Regions from separate parts of the Mus musculus genome. Here region 2 is linked to region 1. The links are chromatin loops, found by intact Hi-C in ENCODE. Cell type or tissue: gastrocnemius. All regions are shown on one strand. Links, peaks and the distances in the headings refer to the core of each region. The heading gives the core; the rest is flanking DNA. Region 1 has its middle 66 kb from the start of 4930449C09Rik. Region 2 has its middle 53 kb from the start of Gm30113.

What was found. Peaks named below come from ENCODE experiments on the same cell type or tissue, not always from the same donor. Only the 100,000 strongest peaks of a DNase experiment are listed, where the experiment ranks them.
Region 2: a loop joins it to region 1, with 5 times the contacts of the local background. A loop is called at or near these places in 2 of 42 quality-filtered maps.

What each region holds. Positions count from the first base shown.
Region 1 is chr15:63,648,556-63,656,896 of GRCm38, reverse strand. No RefSeq gene overlaps it. Among named protein-coding and RNA genes, the nearest start is that of 4930449C09Rik, 66 kb to the left of the region's middle. In gastrocnemius, for the core only: a CTCF peak has its summit at 4,160 (motif pointing right); a DNase peak (open chromatin) is centred at 4,166.
Region 2 is chr15:63,003,162-63,011,502 of GRCm38, reverse strand. No RefSeq gene overlaps it. Among named protein-coding and RNA genes, the nearest start is that of Gm30113, 53 kb to the right of the region's middle. In gastrocnemius, for the core only: a CTCF peak has its summit at 4,859; no DNase peak of the experiment used is centred there; H3K27ac peaks cover 1,415 bases.

The DNA of each region.
Region 1 (8,341 bases), core at 133-8,132:
GGTCAGTAGGTAAGGACCCTTGGTGCCAAGACTGATGACCAGAGTTCTAAACCCAAAGAAATTCAAGTTCAACCAAGAAACCTCTCCCCGAGAAGATACTTCATATCTTGTACTCCGTGGAAACAGGACTGGACTGGGGTCAGATGGTGCTGACATTTGCTCTCTATTCTGTCACTGTTTCTCTTAGGAGAGTTCATATTCATTTCTAAGTCTTAATATGGAACAACACTTCTTTCCCTGAAGTGACATGTAGGCACTCAACCATCACTTCGTTTGGGTTAGTTAGAAGTTCATATCAACAGTTTTGGTTAGCACAGGCCATTCATTTATAGTCACTGGCAGAGCTGGAAGGCTTGGTGAGACAGGGCCCTTGCTTTGATCTATATCTTCCCTGGGACTGTACAACCGCTTGATAGACAGCTGATAATGAGTGTGTTCTCTGGAACCCTGAAGTTAGGCTCAGAGGAGAGTCTGACAGGCTATGCACAAGGAGACTCAGGGGCTCCAAAGAAAGATGCTTTAGCTGGGTCTTGAAAAAGAAATATAATTAAATGGCCTTATATTTTCTGTGGAACTTAATCTCGCTTCCTTTTACATAGTCTACAATTAACTTCACTTTTTAAAACTATGCCACTGTTTGCCAACTCCAGCTTGGTAAACTTTGTGATTAGCATTCTGCCATTGCACTCAGGGCACTCATTTAAGCTCCTCCGTGCTATTATTCCTATTTTACAGAGGCGCCTGAGTCGCAGAGTTTCTCTTCCCAGTCAAGGAACCTAGAAAGGGGTGACATAGGAATGAGGCAGGGAACACCTGACTATCCTTGAGCTTATACAACACACTCTGCAGTCTAGAACGAAAGCTGTTGCTGGGCAGATCATAAAGGCTTTTAAAGCATAGGCTGCAAACAGGATGCTGTCTGGGAGGCCTGAGCCATGCAGACCCCCTTTCTCCAGCATGGGGAGGTGGAGGCAGGCATCGATGGCCTTTCTGGGCTTAATGAAGGGTTATCTGATCACCTTGGTTATTTGACCGTAAAGCTTTCTGATGTTTCACTTTAAGCCAGTGCTTTGGAAATGCAGAGAATAGATCCAATTCCAAGCCTGATGGTTCCCGTGCATCTAACGCTGATGGTAAAAAGGCTGGAATTGCATCGCAAGGGCATTCCCACATGCGGTTCAAAATAAGGGTTGTCAGCTGACATTCGAAGGGGCTACCGCCCAGAAAACTCCCAGAGTTTCCGGATACAGGTGTTTGGCACATCTGGGTGGCTGCAAATGTAATGACCATGGGTTTTGTCTGTGTTTTATCCTCATGTTCCCTCTGCTTTGCACAGTGCATGTATTGTAGTTCCAAAACCCCACACACAACATCAGTGTCTGAAGCATCCACATACAACTCAGAGAAATAGATTTTTGACCTTAGGAACACAAGATAATCATACTCTAAGAGTTATGCACTATTTACTAGCTTTCCCATTCATTAGCCCCTGGATTGGTTCATTCAACAAACTTCAGACCTATTATATGCTAAACTCTGTGCTAAGTGCTAGAGTAGAGGGTGGGAGACAGGGAATGGGCAGAGTTCTACAATTAAGTTTTTAAAGGTATGTATTTATTAAGTGTGTGTCTGTTCATGTGTATGTACGCATGTGCATGTGTGTACCTGTATGTGTCTCTGTGTGTACATGTGCATGTGAGCATAGGAAGAGAAGAGTTATTGTATCCCCTGGAGATGATGTTACAAGAAGCAGTTGTGAGCCACATGACCTGGGTACTTAGAACTGAACTCAGACCACCCTTACTGCTTCATCTCTCCAATGTCTTCAGTAAATAGTATTAAGGCCAGCATGTTAGTATGAGCAAGGGATGTGAAAGACCCATGACAGTGCCTGGCTTTGTAGCTGGGCTCTGACTTACCAGCTTTTTGACCTTGGAAGTTCATTTAACCTATTGAGCATCAGTTTCCTCTGCTGTGAACTATGGGGTAATGACAGCTGTCTTACCAGGATTGTATGACAAACCGGAACTAGTTGCATCTAACATTGTGCACACTTTACTGATGACAGTTTTGGGTCTGAGACATTTGCTATCTTGCTCAAGATCACAACATAAGTGAACAGTAGACTTGAGGTTGAATCTTGATGTTCAAATTGCAAGAATGGTGCCTTTTCTATTTCTTTCAAATTCACTTTTAAAACTGAACTGATCAATGCATGTCTTCTCCTAAGATACGCATCAGTACGTTCCCTTGTTCTAGTACCAGTATCTGATAGCTTTAGACTCCCTGGAGTCTATGTATTCTGAACTTTCATGATGTCTAAACCCATCACAACAGAGTGACATTTTCTTTCACGTAGTACCCAGCTATCACAGAGCAGAGTCCATGCAAACCGCCTGCCAACAATTTGATATTGAACAGTCTGGATTTGAGAAAAGTGTGGGACTGTGGCATGCCAGCTCTTGAATGTCTCCCTTTGGTCTTCCTGACTTTTCCTTTTCTCCCAGCAATTCACCCTTTGAAACTCTATGTTCTTGATGTTGAAGGGATGGCAAGTTTAGCTATCATCTGACCTGGAAAGATGACCCTTAGGCAGAAAGATGACCTCAGGAAGATTAGGGAAATAGCTGTCTCCCACTGTGGACTCAGACTATTAGACATGAAAACCCATTGTTTCCCACCAATCCCAGACCCCCCTTGAGAAGAGCCACGTGTGTGTAATCATAGGTTCTCATATTAATTCCCCTGGGACCACAACATTCCCAGTTGGTGTACACGTAGTGCCACTACATCCTTGGACTGACAGGTACTTTGGTTCCATTTTCTGGTCTAATTCTCTGGCTGATATTTGGGTCCATCTTTCTACGATCCTCTCAACTGTTCTAACGACACAAAGTTCCATTTTGGGAGTTGTACCAGGCCACCTTGGGAAAACAAAATCTGTCTCCATTTCTCAATTGCCATTTGAGGGTCCAGCGGAAAGAACACAAATTTGAACAAACAGTATTTCATTGTATATTCAACAGAGAAACACACTCTTGTATGTCAACATTACGAGGAAGGCTGAGGATAGCTTTATAGTTTCTCTGAGGAAACGATCGTTCAGTTGGTACAAACGCTTATAGGACTTTTTATCTTACTCTTCATAGCCACTGGTCCCTGAAGAGAAGCTCTTTTATCACACTGGATTTCTCTGTTTCCCACTTGAGAACCTTAACCCCTTGGAGTAGGATCTATGCGCTTTGTAATCCAGAAGTTTTTATTCGGATACCATACTCATTTCTATCCTGGCACATGTTAGCAAGAGAAGAGTAAAAATTGTTAATTCATGGGAGAAAATAACAGCATTAATGAATGTATAGATTTACAAAGACACACATATACCATACTCATTTCTATCCTGGTACATGTTAGCAAGAGAAGAGTAAAAATTGTTAATTCATGGAGAAAATAACAACATTAATGAATGTATAGATTTACAAAGACACACATATACCATACTCATTTCTATCCTGGTACATGTTAGCAAGAGAAGAGTAAAAATTGTTAATTCATGGAGAAAATAACAGCATTAATGAATGTATAGATTTACAAAGACACACATATACCATACTCATTTCTATCCTGGTACATGTTAGCAAGAGAAGAGTAAAAATTGTTAATTCATGGGAGAAAATAACAGCATTAACGAATGTATAGATTTACAAAGGCACACATCATTGGATTGCTTTTGAACCCCATTCTCACTCCCCAGTCCTGTGCACCTAGGAGATACAGCATATAGCTTAGGTTGTTATGTATGCAAGGGGATTTAGAAGAGATCCTTTGGAGGAATGTCATATTTTAAAGATGGAGCTACTTTAAAAAAAAAAAGAGTCTCTCTGACCTTGAGTAAGCAACTTTATACACCATCTTACATGGCTGGTTTTAAATTGTCTGTTAGAGGCCACAATGGTAGCTGTTCTGCCAGGCCCTGAGACTGTTCAAGGGATGAAGCGAGATAATGCAGGTGAAGTCTTAAGTACTGGCTTAAGGGCAGCTGTGTGCGTAGTGTTTGAAAAATGTGCGCACTGGGAGCAGGAGGCTTGATTTCAAGCCTCCAGGCTGCACATCTTGAAGCTGAACTATGTTCAGGGTGAATCAAACAATTCCAAATACTGGCAGCAGGGGGCGCTCTTGCACTTTCCTTAGATTGTCCTAATCGGCTAAGAGGAGGAAACAACTTTTTGTCTCCATTTTCTAATTTAGTTCTTGGGTCCATTTGGGTGTGGAGGACAACATTGTGTCCGTTCACTGGGATGGTCCAGCCCATGAATTTCCAAAATGGCAGCAGTCTGATCTAGATTGATTTTGTTTTTATCTGTGCTTTGTGTAGGTGCCACAGACAATCTGGGTCCCTGGTCTGGCATGTAGGACAGATAGGTGCTGACCCTGTGACCTAAATTTCACAAGAAGAGTCCAGGTCAACAAAGAGTTTGATAGTTCGAGGGGCCAAACTGTCTTCTGGCTTGTTCATGATCGACCTGTGGTAGCATGGTGTGTAGCAGTAGCGGGGATATTCTGCTGTACTGTCAGGAATGAAGATGAGATGTGGAATGTGGGTCCTAGGGGGTACATCTTAAAAGCCCTAGCTAGTGTGGATGGGTCGTTATGGGACGGCATCAATGAGTAAATGAGTCCATGTTGCATCATTGCCATCTTATCATGGACACTGGAAGCCTTGAAGATAAATGAGAAAGGTGTGAGACACATATGGCATATATGGGTTTACAGAAACTCAGCTCAGGCCTCACACTCTGGTATGCTTTGTGCTGGTCTTTGATGTGTGTGTGTGTGTCAGAGTGGGGGTTAGGGGTTTCTACACCATACCCCTTTTGTTGATACTGACAATATAAAACCAAGAGGACAGTATAAGTAATTTTCCCAATGCAACTGACCAAGTTTTTTAAAAATGTGTATCATATACATATGTGTCTATATATGGCATATATGTATATATCATATATAAAATATATTTTAGACATAGTGCCAAAAGTGTGTGTGTATATACATACATATATATATATATATATATATATATATATACACATGTATATATATGTATATACACACACACACACACACACACACACATATATATATATATATATATATATATATATTCATTCAATTCTTGGATTGCAACCAATTAAGCCATTAAAGCGAGGTAAGTTGTTCCTTTAATCTGTGAATTTCATGTGAGTTTTACTAATGTCCCAATCACAAATCATGCCAAAATGAGGAGCTGAGTCCCACATTAAACTTGAGTTTCGTTAGCCTCCTTAAGCTCAGAAAAGCTTCCTGTCTTTTGCGACAATACTACCTTGGAAGGACACAGATTGAGGTATGTTGTAGACTCTTCCTCAAGCCAGTTTTCCCCACGATGCCTTGTGATCAGATTCAACTCCCGCATTTCTAGCCCCAGCATCGTGGAAGGGCTACTGTGTCTTTTCAAGCACTATGGTGGATACACATAATGCCAGCTTCCCTCATTACTGGTGATGTGAGCTATTTGCCTAAGGTCCTTTCTGCCAGGCTTCTCTGCTGCCAAGGCTCTGAATTTCCCTTTGTAGCTAATGCGTAGCCCTATTGGCAGACTCTTCCCGTGGCTGACTTCTGCCTCCCGTCACACAGCAGTACCTTGTTTGTTCTCACCTTGATGTTTCTTATATGCATTGATGATGGTGAACAGCCCAGCAAGTGCGCCTGTTTCTTCCCTTCCTCCCACTTTTGTTCTCAGTTGTACATGGCAAGGAAAACCAATTCCTTCTTTCATATTTCTCCCAGAAAAAAAATCCTCTTTATAAGAGTTCACATCCTTGAGCACACATGATAGGAGCTGGTAGCCAGGCCTTAAAATTATGCTCTTTAGCCTTATGGACTAGTAGCATTTTTCACATTTGTGCAGTGTACCAGACAACACGTAAGTACTATGTCCTTTTGTTGCAAACAAGGAAACCGAGGCTCAGAAAACGCACCTCCTCACCACACATGCTTCCCTCAACATGATCAGGATTTGATTTTGTGAGCTCCCTCTGGGCATGGCAGGTAGGTAAGTTGCATTTAGATCTTCTAAACACTTAGCCTCACAGATGCCAAGCTCTGTCCTTCTCTGTGAATGAATGCACGGATGAACAAACGAAGACAAAAGCAGTGTGATCTAATAAATTGCCCCCTTCCTTCCTTCTGGGTCCAGGGAGCTCTATTCACCTCCGATCATTGCAAAGTCTAGTATTGGAGCTGCCCCTGGGAAAGGTACTTATTATGTACTGAGATCGGGAACCCTGCTGAGGAGGGTGGGGATGTGCAAATGACTGAACATCCTGGGTGTTCATGCATCCTATAAGGACAAGTGGATCCGGGATAGAGGATGCTACTCCCTTGTCCCAAAGACAGTCCTTTCTAATAGATGTTAGATCCATCTATTGCTCTCACTCTAGTTTGATATCTGAGTGCCACTACTTGGGCTGGGCAGGAGGTTTCCTGCAGATTCTCATGGAATCCATACGAAATGCTGGACTTCCCCTCAAACTCTGGCAGGGCTCAGGGTCTGACCTCTGTTCAAGTTCCTGGTTGCAGCTCGGTACGAGATATGGAGTGAACAATGATCAGACAGTGAGCTGTAGCCAAGCACCTGACCCCAGGATGCTATGGAGGATTTGCTATCCGTCAGCCTGTGCTAACAGGAGGGGCTTCCCTGGGCTAACGCCATCTGCATGAGGCTTGTAATTCTGGGCTTATACTTCTCTGCAAGTGGCTGCGATGTGATTGAGTGTTAGCTACTTGGACTTGAACTTGTACATGTGGGACACAGGTTGATTTCAGGACTGGCCTATCTCTAAATAGCTTTCTTTCTCCAGAATTAAATGGGCAATGATTTTTTTGGGGGGAGGGGGTCAAGTCAATGTATTTTTCCAACCTCGTGGTCTTGCTTTCATTTGTTTGCAATTTGGGGTGAGAGACACAGCTGTCTTGGTGGCTTCCCTGTTTGTGTGTTCCCCTTACCCTCCCTGACACTTTCAGACTTCTAGAACACGATTCCCTCCTCTTTTAGAAGCTGATGGGTCTTGCTCCAAAGGAACGGACAACCTTGGAAGAATTCCCCTCAAATAGGGCTCCGTGTCTGTGTTTTTAAAAGAGCAATTTCACCCTGTAAGGCAGTGTGGGTGGCCTGGGCAGCGAGCTGGAGTGAAGGAGCCATAACCACCAGCTTAGAGGGGCTGTATTTGGAGGGCATAGAGTGCACCTTCTAGTGGTCTTTGGAATCTGTCTCTTTGGTCACAAGAAAAATAGAGAGAGGAAAGGAAAGGGGAGCAGTTTAACATAAAACCATTCATTTCCAAGGGCAAACCCTTCAAACTCGCCTACTGACGTCTTTCTGAGTCTGTGGAATGATTCCTTGCCGTTTTCTCTTCTCCCCTACACACCCTTCCAGGCCATCGGGGGCGGGGTTAACCTGTAGGTCGTCTGGCTGTCCTCAGAAGTGTCAGGGGTCTCCAGTGTGGATGGCTGTGAATCGCACGTGGAAGTTCTATGCTCCCTCTCCAGAGTGGGCTCTAGCATGAACAAGCATCATCCACTCTGCTTAGAGAATAGCAAGGGCGGCTGTTTTACATAACCAAATGGGCCAGGCCGAGTCTTTACAGGGTCCCACGGAACAACCGCCCCAAGTGCACACTCTCCTTGCGTTTTCTGGTGCTCACAGTGTTTTTTTTTTTTTTTTTTTTGTTTTTTTTACCTGGTACACAGAGGTCGCTTCTGCATCCAGCCTGTACTGCCCCTTCATGAGCCATCCTCACCCAGTCTGCCCAGGCTCCGTGGACTGTCCAAAATGGCAGCCTAGCTCTTTTCCCATCCCCCTTCAATGCCTCTCACCCTGCCACTTTCTGCCTTTTAAAAGGCTTCTCTTAGCACCTTCTAATACGGCACCGACTTATTTATTTCCATTTACTCTCTCACTGTACTAAAATATAAATCCATTGGCACAGAGTCCTTCATTTTGTTTATTGAGGTTTTCCAAACACCTAGTAGGAAAGACAGTCTATAAACACTTGGTGAGTGAATGGATAGGTCCCATTTCCGGCCCTAAGAGCTACGAGTGGGGTGGGGGCAGGAGCCCGGCGACTGAAGAGAGCTTTCTGTGTCTCTGAGCAAGCCAGAGCCCATTCACCTTTTCATGGGAAGCTGCTCCCATTACCCCCCCCCCCACCCCCCCACCCCACCCCCAGGAAGAAGGTTATGCAAGGAGGCTTTTCCTAATCAGTTGTACCCTAGACTGGTGAAGAAACCTGACTGGTCAGAA
Region 2 (8,341 bases), core at 321-8,320, 650 kb after region 1:
AAGGAAAAGACATTGCCAGTGCAGTAGAGGATAGCAGAGCTGAGAAGCATCTCCTTTCCCCTTCCAATATGAGACAGGGATCAGATCAGCAGTTTCTCATACCATACTGTTGGGAACAAAATAAAGGGGGAGGGGGGACTGGGGGCCCTGGGGAAAAGTAGGTAGGAAAAATATGCCACATCCGGCCAGAGTTCCTGTACTCTGGGCAGGTGGACGTGGGGAGATTGTCAGGCTCCTTTCCACTGGGCCCCAGGTGAGTATGCCTGACCCATGTGATGGGGGGGGGTGGAGAAAAGGGCAGCCCACAACTGGGGAGCCCCCCCCCCCACAGCTACCTTGCTTAAACCCCAGGGTTACAGGAGAAAGGGAATAGGGGAAAAAAGTTTCCAACACTGACCAGAGTGCGCAGCAGGCCTTGAAGGAGCAGAGACTCTCTCTATGGCTTAAGAACTTTATTATAGAAATGCGGGGGGGAGGGGGAGGGGGAGGGGGAGAGAGAGAGAGAGAGAGAGAGAGAGAGAGAGAGAGAGAGAGAGAGAGAAGAAGAAGAAGAAGAAGGAGGAGGAGGAGGAGGAGGAGGAGAAGGAGAAGGAGAGGAAGAAAGAGAGGAAGACGGAGAAGAAGAAGGAGGGGAGGAGAGGGGAGGAGAGGGGAGAGGAGAGGAGAGGAGAGGAGAAGAAAAAGAGAAAGGAAAGAGGAGAGAGAAGTGAGAGGTGAAGGAGTGAAAGAGTAAGAGAGCATAGTAGGGGCTGAGCACCCCTTTATATGGTCTTCACTGTTACTAGGTAACTGGGGAGGAGTTTAGCCTGAAAGTCAGAAGCTTGGGCCATTGCTTATGTGACTACTGACCATGCTTCTCTTGTGGGGGCTGTGGGAGGTGGTACCTTAGGCAGGAACCAGAGTTCCAGGAGCATGAGGGAACGCCTACCGTGCCATGTAGGTGAATCATCACCATCGGGGTTCAGACCTCAGCTCAACTGAATACCAGCCTGCAATTCCCCACACCATACAAAAACAAACAAAACTGAAAAACAACAGCAACCAATGACGATCCTCCTGAATGTGTGTATTTGGACTAATTCTGGACCTTCTGCATTTTCTCTCACCTAAGTATACCTCTCCCACTCTGCCTCTCCCACTGAAAGCAGCCCAGCTCTGTCTTACACTCAGTTTCTCTTACTGCCTACTGGTGTCCACCATATACCTGGAGTCTTCATCATTTAACTCCCCGCCAGTCCACTGAAGTTGATATGTGATCAATGCGAGTTTGCTTCAGAAAGTCTCTTGGCTCCTACATAGGCTCAGTGTTCTTTTTGGATTCCCATAGCTGCCCTGTGGAAGCCTTGTAGAACATGTGAGGCATTACCTTGCTCTAATCTGTCTGGGTTATCATCTTGTCATCACACTATTATCAGAGTGAGCTCAAAGAATGCTGTATGTTTGAGTCAGCAGTTTCCTGACCTTAGCTTGTTTCTCTGAGCCGTATAGACCCTCGTGAAGTGTTCAATAGATGACAAACAGTACCTGGTATTTATGGAGTATTTACTATCATGACTGTCACTGCTTAATGACTTTAAAGTTCTCATCATTAATGTCTCCAAAAGCTTTAAAAGAAAGCACTAACATTTTCTCTATGCAACATGTAGAAAATTGAAGTTAGGGAATCTTTCAAACATTACCCAAAGCTGTATGATTATCTATTAGTGGATAAAGAGTAGAAAATGCATTTGTTGACTGTTCCAGATACAAAGCCCTAATGCATTGTTTTCTCTCCTCTATGAACTTCTCTCGAATATGGAACCAGAAGAACAGTACCTTAAAAGACAGCCCCTTTCACCAGTGCAGTAACATTGTGTGATTGATGCCCCAGCTGGGGGGCTAACAGATGCTTCTCAGGCATCCCCTGATGCAGATACGTGCTGGTGTCTCAGCTCCCTGTATCTACTTCAGGGAACGACTCTTCCATTCCAGTTCTGATGATTTCCGTGGAGAACACAGTGTTACTAAAGCAAGCCTTATGTAGCCTGCGCCCAGAAACTTCTGGCAGCTAATAACACACACTGTTGTGTTTGTGAGTGCTGTCCCCAAGAATAATCTCCTTGTCTCTTATGGTATCAGAGGAGAAGTTTAAGTAAGGTAAGAGAGGGTTATTAAAAAGGGAGAAAATAATAATCCTCTAAATACTGCCTATATTTCCTCAAAGAATTTTGGAAATCCTTTCCTATTCCCTCATAATATAATCTCTCTCTGTCCCAGCTCACTGGTCAGTGTTACATCAGGAGTTGATAGTAAAGGTGAGAATTTTAAAATGGTTTCTTTAATTTTTGGAGATTATAATTACATCATTTCCCCCTTTCCTTTCCTCCCTCCAACCCTTTCCATATACTTCCTTCTTGCTCTCTTTCGAACGCATGGCCTTCTTTTTCATTAATTTTTGTTAAACACATCTATGAGTATATATACATAAATACAACTTGTTTCATCTGTATAATTTTATTTCTATGAATATTTTTTTTCAGATGCCAGCACTAAGTAAAGTTAAAGCCATAGTCTTGGGAGAGAAAAAAAAAAAAAAACTTGCCAGAAAAATACTGATTTTTGTCATTAGCCTGTTTGGATGGGTGTGTCAACTTAGGTTTTCACTATCTCTCCCCAGCAGTACTCTGATCAATCTTATTGCTTAGTCCACTTTAGGTGGATGAACTAATTCTCTCTGCATGCCATTGTCTAATTTCTACCAAGTACTGGATGCCACTAGAACTGTATGTATACTAGACTTCCTTCATTCCCCACATCTGTATGACAACCAACTTCCTACTAAGAGCTTTAATCAAATAGGATAATCCTGCACTTAAAATCATAATTATAAACATGTGCTCAAGGCTAAATTCTCACCATTCAACTGTGAATTCTTCTTTAGATATTTACATTGCTCCCTCAAATTATATGCCAACTGTGTAGTATATAGGTAAGCCAACTTGAATTGAGACTCCAGAGTGTCACGTTTTTACCTATAATGTTATTTCTTAATGTTAAAGTGATTAGTATTTTAAAACTTTTCACCATGTTAAAAACTATTATCAGCTCTTATACATCAGTATTAAATAAGAACATTCAACTAGGTATGAATCCAAGGAAGAACTCTTTTTAAGAGTAGGAACAGAAAATATTTTGAGACAAATACAGAGATGAATGCTCGTAGCTAACCATTGGACTGAACACAGGGTCCCCGAGGGAGGAGTTAGAAAACGGACTGAAGGAGCTGTAGGGGTTTGCAACCCCATAGGAGAAACAACAATATCAATCAACCAGACCCCTCAGAGCTCCCAGGGACTAAACCACCAATGAAAGAGTACACATGGAGCTACTCATGGCTCTAGCCGAATATGTAGCAGAGGATGGCCTTGTCGGAAGTCAATGAGAGGAGAGGTTCTTGGTCCTGTGAAGGCTCCATGCTCCAGTGTAGGAGAACGCCAGGACAGGGAGGTGGAAGCACCCTCAGAGAAGCAGGGGGAAGGGGATGGGTTAGAGGGCTTCTGGAGGGGAAACCAGGAAAAGGGATAACATTTGAAATGTAAATAAATAAAATATCTAATTAAAAACTTTAAAAAAAAAAAGAATCCTGGTCATAGAGTGTGAGATTCAGAAGGAAATTATACTTTATTATTTAAGTCTTATCATCATGTTCATAAAAATGAAGATAAAGCATTTATTAATGAAAATTATTTAAAATACAAATAATTGTCATTTCTTTAGAACTAAACTTGTGTCAATTCTTCACTCTTTTTTTTTCATATTAATGTATTTACTCATGGTCCTAGGATGGCTGGGTAACTGAGCTCACACCGATGTTTCAGTCAACAATGAAAATCAGGTTTGAATATGTTGAAAGAGGGGAGCTAAAAGCTAACATTTCTTTTCCTGTAGTGTAAATCTTTCTATAAACCCAGTAAGAACAAGTCTGGTTGTGTTTCTTTAAACAAAAGTATCATGTGAACATCTATTTCTAAATAGTCAAGGGAAACAAGCATTAGGAATGAGGGTTGGGTCACCAACAAACAGGTTCTAGTACTGAGTTCACATGACCACGTGATAATGCCTTTCAGCATCACTTTGTGCTGCCTACCAAAGGAAAGTAATGAACAATACTTTATAAACTTCTGAATTGGAAAAGCAAACCTCCTACCGGTGCCCTTAGCAACCATCTTCCCATGCTTGTAGCTTCTACAGGAGGCTTTCCTAAGTCAGTTTTAATGTTCCTACTACCCTGAAATTTGAGCACCGGAATGTGCTTGTCACCTTGAAATTGAAGACAGAGTGGAATACGGAGTGCCAGATCTTCTCCTATGAGGGCTTTCCATGAATTTTCTGGATCCCGTTAAGATCTTCCGAGGTAAATACTCAGTGCGGCTTAACTGGGCTTGAGTTCAGGCTTGTGTCGGAATTCAGCACACCATTCCTGCCACTGCTGAGCATGGCACAGATTCCCCGGGTGGAAAGTCATGCTCTGGAAATAGGTTAGAGCTTTTTAACAGGTCATTTGCCGTTCATATCAGGTCACAAGTATATGGCTCACAGTTCCAGATTAATGTCACCTATATCAGTTCAGTGACCTGAGAAAGATACTCCCCACCCCCCGCGCCCCCTGTTCCCCCGCCCTCCCTCCCTCCCCCCGCTTGGTTTATCTGGCTTCTACTGCATGGCACACCCACATCTATGCAAGATGGAGCTGTTCCCGTTTGACAGTGGCAGAAGGTGCTTTTCTTGCAGGATTTCTAGGTCAAAGGCTAAAGGAGGACTTGGAGGGTTCAGTCTGAAGTATCTGCTGTTGTCCTACAACAAACTCTTACCATGAGGAGGCAGCATAACACAGACATAAGTGTAGGTTGGGTTGGCCTTGATTCTAGACCAGCACCCCTAAACATCCAAGCCTTAGCTCTGCTACCTAAGCTCTGTGAAGTCCCGTGATTGCCTTGAAAATTAAATAAGGCCAGACCTTTTAAGCTCTTGGCAAAGTAGGTGATTTGTGTTTGTTATCGCTGTACTGAGGCCCTTGCTTTTAGTAATGTTACTGTTTTAGAAAGTAAGTCTGGAGTTTCTTCTCACTTTAAAAAACAAAAAAACAAAAACAAAAGCAAAACGCCGGGTGTGGTGGCACACGCCTTTAATCCCAGCACTCGGGAGGCCGAGGCAGGCCGCGGATCTCTGAGTTCGAGGCCAGCCTGGTCTACAGAGTGAGTTCCAGGACAGCCAGCCAGGGCTACACAGAGAAACCCTGTCTCGAAAAACAAAACAAAACAAAACAAACAAACAAACCCCCCCCCCAAAAAAAAAACAAAAAACAAAAAAAAAAAAAAACAAAACCAAAAAACCAAACCCCAAAACAACAACAACAGCAACAACAACAACAACAACAAAAAACCCGAAACAACAACAACAAAAACAAAAAAACTTTCAAAAGACCCAATATGTCCCTAAGGCAAACTTGAGGCCCATGTATATGTACTATAGAGTTAACATATCTAAATTACTGGAATCATTAGGAATGGTGGTCTGAATTAGGACAACTTTACAATAAGCTACTATATCTGCGAATATTCATTCATATTGGAAAACATCAATAACCTATCATCTCTGTTCTCACATGGCCCAGGAGTGGAGGAAGCACCCAGAAGACATGGCCTCAAAACCAACACCACTTCATGTCCTATGTATTTCTTGGCTAACACCATCCTTCAGACTGAGATTAATAGAATAGGAACTAGCAAGGGTTTGGGTACCACAGCACTTTATGCTAGTTGACAGTCTCATTCTACCTATACTAGCCCTGACAACTCACAGTTCCTGATATAGGTACTGTTATTCTCTCCATCATATACTTAAAGAGGTGTAGGCTAAGCTTGCTATGAAGGGACTTCCAATGGACAAAAGGCCTCTGTCAGCAATACTGAGCTCTGGATTCATGTGGGGATACTATACACTGATTTTCTTTCCTCACTTTATTGCTTTCTGAATAGAGGAGAAAAGGTGGCCAGGACACTGAGGTATAAAGTAGAAATGTATAGTTGTAAGTTGATATAGTTCATGTGAGGGTAGATGACAAGGCATCAGTATAGACCACAAAAGTATACACATTCAAACCCTTTACATGACAATTAGAATAAATGAAGCTTCTGTCACAGAGGACCCCTGTCCTCTTCCTTCTGTTTCAGCACCCAAAACCACCTAGAATTCCAGTTCCAGGGAATCTGATGCCGCCTTCTGGTCTCCACTGGCACCAAGCTCACATGTGTCCACAGACATATATGCAGGCATACACATAAACCAAAACAAATAAGCCTGTCTTCCTAATGCAAATGAATTTTCTCAGAAGCTGCCATGATATGAATAAATGCTAAAATGATATGTTAAAACATAATTGCTGCTGTTACAGTGTTTGTAGATGGAACTTTAGAGCTGCCATTTAAGGATACAGCATTAGCCTTCCCTAGAATACTCAACAGTGTGGCTGCAGCCTGGAAGGGAAAGCAGCCCTCTGTAGACAAGGAACCTTCCTGTGCCTTCATGATGCTCCACATCACTGTCTTTGTTTTAATCTGATGTTTTTGCAAAGACATGGCTGGAGTCTTTTCTCATTCTCTTTTGCATATATCTTTAACTTCCTTCTTGGTGCAAGTGTGAAGATTGTATTTAAAAACCTGAAATTTCTAACATTTTAACTTAAACATGTATTGGCCTAATTTCCATGATAATCACCACACTATATAATTACTTTGTTCCCATGCCTTTCACTTATTTGTTTGTTCGTTTTTATGAGACAGGGCCTTTTACTTGTTAATATTATAAAACTACATCCTCCTTCAGTGGGAATTTTATTTCTTCATCCTGATGTGAGCTTGTGAGTTACTACCCACTTTCTGGTAGTTGAACCTACAGGATGCCTTTGCCTATTATACTCTGGACATGTCTAGTAGCAGTGAAATACCTCAGCTTTTACCCCTTGGAGTATCTTCAAAGTCTTTCTCATTTTTGAAGGACAGTTTTGCTAAATATAGTGTTCTTGGTGTGGATAGTTTCTTTTTTAGCACTTTTCATGTATCAGACCATTGCCTTCTAGTCTCCCATGTTTCTGATGAGAACTCGGCTGATGACCTTGTTAAAGAGCCCTTGTTTATGATGAATCCCTGCCCTCACTGGGTTCTAAGAGCTCAATTTGGCTCTTGACAGCTAAGTTGCATATCTCAGTGTGTGTCTCTCCATTCATTCTTTTTGGAATTTGCTGAACTTGGAGCTTTATATTTAAGTGATTTTTTTCCCCCTTACCAAACTTTGGATGTCCGCAAGCATTAGTTTGCCAAATGTCTTCTCTGCGTCTTTTCTCGTAGTTTTCTTAGTCTTCCTTAGTGTACGTGGCTTTGCTTGATGGATGGTATTCATCCTTTCTGTATCCTCTTTTCCCTTATTCAGACTTTAATATCTCTAGAGACAATATAGTGTCTTCAGATGAGCTTACAGGATGCTTTCTGGTTGCTGAGATTTGTTCCAATTTGCTTTCATTGTAGCAAACTCTTCTTTGTGCTAAAGACCTTGAACTCCAGGTGCTTCCAGTGTTTTTCTGAGTTTATGCTTATTCCTGTGCATGGATGGTAGGTTTCCATTTCTGATATATTCCGTTAATTATTAATTTCCTCCTTGTTAATATCTGCCTCTTAGATGCAGAGAAAAATGAATGAGACAATAAGCCATGAGTCCTTCAAAGTTTCTGGAAATCCCTTCAGCTATAGAAAGTAGGACTAGCAAGAAGGAGGTGAGGGATGAAAACACTGGCCATGTTTCATAGTCTGTATTCACAATCAGAAGGAGCATTGTCAGTCAAAGCACAGATACTCAGTACTTGAAGGACAATACTCCTTTGGTCAGGCTTTCTCCTGCAAGCTATATTCATGCTGCTCCAAGAATATGTGCATATCTGCTTACCATGAAGCAGTGGGTAAGGAACTTGAAATTAACTGCTGCTTAATAAACTCCCTTCCTTCCCTTTAAAACTTTAGTAGACTACAAAGTTCCAGTGCAAGTGTTGCCTAGGTTGGAGGTAGATACCTAGTGCTTCCTATATTGCCCCTCAGTTATGCATTCACTAGTTGACTCTCCAAATGATAAATAGTGTGTTACTTTTGGCACTACTAGGAGCAAATCACTGATGAGAATCAACTAAGGAAGAAATGACTTATCTTGGTTGACTATTTGAAAGTACAAATAGGTGAGGTGTACTCACAGTGGCAGAAGATAGCATAATGTCCATAGACTAGGAAGCAGAGAGAGGGACAAGGAGACCTGGAAC